Regions from separate parts of the Homo sapiens genome. Here region 1 is linked to region 2. Evidence: read pairs that join two places in POLR2A ChIA-PET (ENCODE). Cell type or tissue: Panc1. All regions are shown on one strand. Links, peaks and the distances in the headings refer to the core of each region. The heading gives the core; the rest is flanking DNA. Region 1 overlaps SH2B2 (SH2B adaptor protein 2). Region 2 overlaps CUX1 (cut like homeobox 1).

The links. ChIA-PET counts read pairs that join two places held together with the same protein. Peaks named below come from ENCODE experiments on the same cell type or tissue, not always from the same donor. Only the 100,000 strongest peaks of a DNase experiment are listed, where the experiment ranks them.
Region 1: POLR2A ChIA-PET joins it to region 2 with 10 read pairs; 2 of 35 experiments call an interaction of 5 or more read pairs at or near these places.

The regions. Positions count from the first base shown.
Region 1 is chr7:102,315,836-102,318,741 of GRCh38, reverse strand. SH2B2 (SH2B adaptor protein 2) reads right to left here. Exons shown (of 9, transcript NM_001359228.2): 7 at 1,347-1,555. Among named protein-coding and RNA genes, the nearest start is that of MIR4285, 24 kb to the right of the region's middle. RefSeq lists enhancers at 1-50, 624-1,274, 1,275-1,926. In Panc1, for the core only: no CTCF peak of the experiment used is centred there; no DNase peak of the experiment used is centred there.
Region 2 is chr7:101,952,057-101,954,962 of GRCh38, reverse strand. All of the region lies in intron 2 of CUX1 (cut like homeobox 1), which reads right to left. Among named protein-coding and RNA genes, the nearest start is that of CUX1, 140 kb to the right of the region's middle. RefSeq lists enhancers at 1,640-1,934, 1,593-2,118, 1,275-2,474, 2,119-2,645. In Panc1, for the core only: no CTCF peak of the experiment used is centred there; a DNase peak (open chromatin) is centred at 1,732.

The sequences.
Region 1 (2,906 bases), core at 294-2,793, 360 kb before region 2:
GGAGGAGGAGAGAAGCCACCAGAGGTTCTGCACTGAGCCACTAGGGGTTAGGGCAGCCGGGGTCCCTGCAGAGAGACACTGTCCCCCAGCTGCAGGCCTGGAGCAGGAGTCCTAAGGTTCTCCCTCCTCTAGTAGGGGCCGCCAGGAAATCCGTCCTGGCAGGAGCCCAGGCTGAGTGTTTCCTTATCGGAAACCTGGGATGCGGGGGTGGGCACTGAGGTTCCTGCCCCCTCTGGCCACATTGCACCCCCCCATAATCATTTGCCTTTGCTGTCAAATTTTCCTTTGAATTTCAGGTCAATAGGCCGGGCGTGGGGGCTCACGCCTGTAATCCCAGCACTTTGGGAGGCTGAGGTGGGTGGATCACCTGAGGTCAGGAGTTTGAGACCAGCCTGGCCAACATGGTGAAACCCTGTCTCTACTAAAAATACAAAAATTAGCCAGGTGTGGTGGTACGTGTCTGTAATCCCAGCTACTTGGGAGGCTGAGGCACAAGAATCGCTTGAACCCGGGAGGCGGAGGTTGCAATGAGCTGAGATTGCGATGTTGCAATCCAGCCTGGAGGATAGAGCGAGACTGTCTCAAAAAAAAACAAAAACAAAAACAAAGCATTTCAGGTCAATATAGCAAGGAATCCTCTTCCTTGAAAGCACACCGCCTGGGTGTACCATCATGCCTCTGATCCAGCTGGGTGCTGTTGGGATCGCCTTCCTGACTGTCTTCCCCTCCACAATTCTCCCTCCCCTGCAGGTCTCTGATCAGGCTGTCCCCTCCAATGCTGAACCCCACCCCCTAGACCCTGCACAGCTCTCCCACCCAGCCCAGCTCCTCCTCCCCTGCTGGGTCTCTAGGGTTTGCCCGTGTGTGTTCCTCAGGGGTTGGTGACCTAACCTGGGCAGGGAAGAGGGGCTGTCTGAGGTCGGTGGGGCAGAAGGTGGGGCTCTGAGGGCCTTGGTTGGCTCCCACCCCCCACTGGGCGATCTCTGGGTGGAGACCCTCCGAAGCTCCAGTGCTATGAGATCCCCCGCGCGCAGGAGCTGAAAGGATTTGCAAATTTGGGTTATTAGAAGGGCCCAGCCTCCTGAGGGCTCAGCCGCCAGTAGGTGGCCTCCCCTTCTGGAGAATGCAGAGGCTGAAATAGGGCTGACTGCAGTCCCTCAGTGATGTGTAGGAGGGACGCAGGTGGCTCACGGAGCATGGCTGGGGTGAGTGGGGCCCGTGGGAAGTCATGCCACACCTGTTCGCCTGCAGCTGCTTCCAGGGCACAGCCTCAGGACCGGGGTCACCATGACCCCTCTCCCTCAGGGCTGGCCACTGCACCCCCATGGCGCCCCCCACACACTTGCCTTGGCCTTGCCCTGGAAGTTGAAGGTCAGCACGTACTCCCCAGGCCGAGTCTCACTTTGGCGGATCACGAAGAGGCCGTGGTTCCGGGGCCCCCCTGCCAGAACCAGTTGAGCAGCCTTGACCCGGGACAGTGTCCCGTGGAACCATGGGTAGTCGGATAGCTCCAGCTCGGGTTCAGCCTCGGGATCCGTCTCTGCACCCTGTTCCCCTGAGGTGGGGATGACAGTGTGAGGAACATGGGGGGAAGGAGAAAGGGGGACAAATAAATAAATGTGAGAAGAGAGGTGACGTCTTGTTGGTTTTTTTACATGCAAAATGCTGTTGGAATAATGTTTAAAAAGTTGGTTGGTTTTTAGTTTTTATTTTTTTTTTGAGACGAAGTTTCGCTCTTGTCGCCCAGGCTGGAGTGCAATGCTGCAATCCCGGTGGCTGACTGTAACCTCTGCCTTCCGGGTTCAAGCGATTCTCCTGCCTCAGCCTCCCGAGTAGCTGGGATTACAGGCGCCCACCACCACACCCAACTAATTTTTGTATTTTTAGTAGAGATGGGGTTTCACTGTGTTGGTCAGGCTGGTCTCAAACTCCTGACCTCAGATGATCCACCCACCTCGGCCTCCCAAAGTGCTGCGATTATAGGTGTAAGCCATTGCGCCCAGCCTTATTTTTTATTTTTTAGAGATGGAGTCTTGCTGTGTTCCCCAGGCTGGTCTCAAACTCCTAGGCTCAAGTGATCCTCCTGCCTTGGCCTCCCAAAGTGCTGGGATTACAGGTGTGAGCCACTGCACCTGGCCTGAATATTTTTTTGTTTGAGACAGAGTCTTGCTCTGTTGCCCAGGCTGGAATGCAGTGGCGTGATCTCGACTCACTGCAACCTCCGTCTTGCAGGTTCTAGTGATTCTCCTGCCTCAGCCTCCCAAGTATCTGGGATTACAGTCATGCACCACTATACCAGGCTAATTTTTGTATTTTTAGTAGAGACAGGGTTTCACCATGTTGCTCAGGCCGGTCTTAACTCCTGAGCTCAGGCAATCCGCCCGTCTTGGCCTCCCAAAGTGCTGGGATTACAGGTGTGAGCCACTGCGCCCAGCCAAATAATTTTATTTATTTATTTATTTTTTGAGATAGGGTCTTGCTCTGTCACCCAGGCTGAAGTCTAGTGGCACAATCATAGCTCACTGCAGCCTTGGCCTCCTGGGCTCAAGCAATCCTCCCACCTCAGCCTCCTGGGTAGCTAGGACTATAAGCCTGTGCCACAATGCCTGGCTAATTTTTGTTTATTTTTTGTAGAGACAGAGTCTTGTTGCCCAGACTAGTCTGGAAGTCCTGGGCTCAAACGATCCTCCTGCCTTGGCTGCTTGAAGTGCTGAGATTACAGGTATGAGCCACTGTGCCCAGCTGGAATAATTTTAGAGTTGGGCAGGGAGCTGACCCAACCCACTGGTGAAGTCTATGAGGTAAACTGAGGCACAGAGCTGTGAAGGACTATCCTGGAGTTACTCTGTAAGTCATCAGCAAACTTAGGAACAAATCCAGTCGCCTGTTCCCAATCCCTGATTCCA
Region 2 (2,906 bases), core at 225-2,724:
CTGGCCTCAGGTGATCGCCTGCCTCGGCTTCCCAAAGTGCTGGGATTACACACATGAGCCACCATGCCTGGCCTGAACCTGTATTTCAACAGCTTCCAAATTCAAATATTTCTATGTAATGCATCCGATCCTCAGCCAGGCAAAGTGGAAGGAGATGGAGTTTGTCGTGGTTAAGCAACAGTCAGACTAGGTGTGTTCATGATGCCACCTGCGAGCAGCTGTGTGACCAGAGCAGTGATTCTGGAAGTTGGTCTAAGCCACAGCTTCCTCATCGCTACCATGGGCAATGGTGGCTGCACTGCAAATGCCAGCACACTGTAGAGAAGGGGTCTTGCTATGTTGCTCTGGCTGGTCTCAAACTCCTGCACTCAAGTGATCTGCCTGCCTCGGCCTCCCAAAGTGCTGGGATTATAGGCATGAGCCACTGTGCCCAGCCAGCTTTAACCATATTTCTACTTTTTTTCCTTGGGATTCTCCTTGGCAATACATACAGCTACAAAAGACGCTAGGCACCAAGCCACACAAATATTTACAACGAGGACGGGAATAATAGAATAATCACAGTGGCTAACATTTATTGAGCCCTTACTTTGGGTTACAATTTTATTTTGTTGAGACAGGGTCTCACTCTGTCACCCAGGCTGGAGTGCAGTGGCACCATCATAGCTCACTGCAGCCTTGAACTCCTGGGCTATCCCCCAACCTCAGCCTCCCAAGTAGCTGGGGCTACACGTGTGCACCACTGTACCTGGCTAATTTTCACATTTTGTCATAGAGATGGGCTCTTGTTATGTTGCCCAGGATGGTCATAAACTCCTGTCTCAGGCGTCTCAGACACATAAACTCGTGTCTCAGGTGATCCTCCCGTCTCAGCCTCCTGAGTAGCTGGGACTACAGGTGTGCACCACCATGCCTGGCTGACTTAAAAAAATTTTTTTTGTAGAGATGGGGGTCTTGCTGTGTTACCCAGACCAGAGGGTTACAATTTGAAAAGATACTGAATTTACTTGGTCTTCCAGAACCAAGAGCCTAAGACATACAGACATGCTGCCCATAAAGAGAATTAAAAGGCAAATGTAAAACTCCAAGCCATAATTTCAACATCACAACGTGAGAAGTGAACAAATGCTTTTTTTTTTTTTGTGGATTTCCCAGAAGAAAACCCTTAAAAGCAAAGGCTGTGCTTCCCCTTCAACCCTCCAGTCGTGAGACAAAACAGACATCGCCAGGCCCGACTGTGTCCTGGCACGGGCCTGAGGCTCTGCTGATCCAGCGCCTTATCTATATTTGGTACGTGAGGTAAAGCAAGAACATCTTATTCCTCCGCCTTTAATAAGCCAGCTTAAGACATCATTACTCACCACCAGAGTGAACTCATTTTGAAACTCTGAAGATGGAGAGGCCACTCTTCGCATTTCTTACTAAAAGAGAAGTGGCTCCTCTCCCCTGATTCCTACAACAAGAGCTGCCACAAATACCTTTAAAAAGGGGCAAGGTAAATTCGCTCACCAACTCACCGTGTAATTTCATCAACGAGAAGGCCGAACAACAACACATAGGGAAGTGTTTTTCTTCTAATAAGTACCTTTCTCCAAGAAGCCACCAATTATGAGGGCCGGGAATGTATTTAAATGCTTCTTACCGCACCAAGTGGAAGATCAGCCACTTTTTATTTATTACTTATTTGAAAGGGAGGGAGAATGAAGAGAATAAAATTTCCTTTTCCTTCTCTAACAAGATGAGTCACAATTTCCAAACATTAATCAATCAGTGAGTCACAGTTGGGGGAGAAGAGGAAATGGCTGGGAGGCCTTCCACTGCAAGCTCTTCCCAGAACCGCAGAGAATCAGGAACCCCAGCGGGCTGACTCGACTTCCCCAGTTCCCCTCACACGTGAGGAGCGGGCAGGGCGGCCAGAAGCCAGGCTTCCTGGCCTCTGAGATGCTCCGAAGGGGTCCCTCTGCTCCTTCATTTACGGAACACACACACATTTCGGAGGTGTCTATTTCATGTTGTAAACAGACGGATAAAATGTCCCGACAGAGCCCATGTCCTCCTGGGAAAGGCAGACAATCAAGTCAGTGACCGCAGAGGACACACACGTGCCCTGCGCACCTATGCACACCCAGTGCAGGGGTGGAAAAGGCAACGGGCAGAGGCAAGGGGTGGGGACCTCCCAACACACCTCTGGGACCAGGTAAGCCCCGAGCTGAGACCAGCATGGCGCAGTGGGGGAGAAGGTGGCGGCAGAAAAGGGAGTGAGCCACACAGGACCACATTTGTGCAAATGCGTGGGTGGGAGAAACAATGGCACGTTTGGAACCCACAGGTGGTTCGGCATCAGTACCAAGTCCACCAGATGAGGGAGGGACACTGGCCAGAGACCAGATGACAAAGGGCCACTGATCCCTGCGAATGAGGTCAACATGTTCTGAAAGGTACTCGGGGTTCCGTAGCAGGGTTCTCAGGCCTTAACCAGGAGAGCTGGTGAAGGCACAGGCGGCTGGGCCTGCCCGCGTATTTTCTGATTCAGCAGGTCTGGAGTAGACCCGAGAATCTGTACTTTTAATTTATTTATTACTGAAACAGGGTCTCGCTCTGTCACCCAGGCTGGAGTGCAGTGGCGCAATCACGGCTCACTGCAGCTCCAACCTTCCAGGTCTCAAGCAATCCTCAAGTCTACTGAGTAGCTGGGAATACAGGCATATGCTACCACGCCTAGCTAATTTTTGTATTTTTTTTTGTAGAGACGGGGTCTCGCTATGTTGCCCAGGCTGGTCTTGAACTCCTCAAACAATCCTTCCACCTTGGCCTCTCAAAGTATTGGGATTATAGGTGTGAGCCACTACGCCTGGTCAGAATCTGCAATTCTAACAAGTCCCCAGGTCCTGTGATGCTGCTGGCCT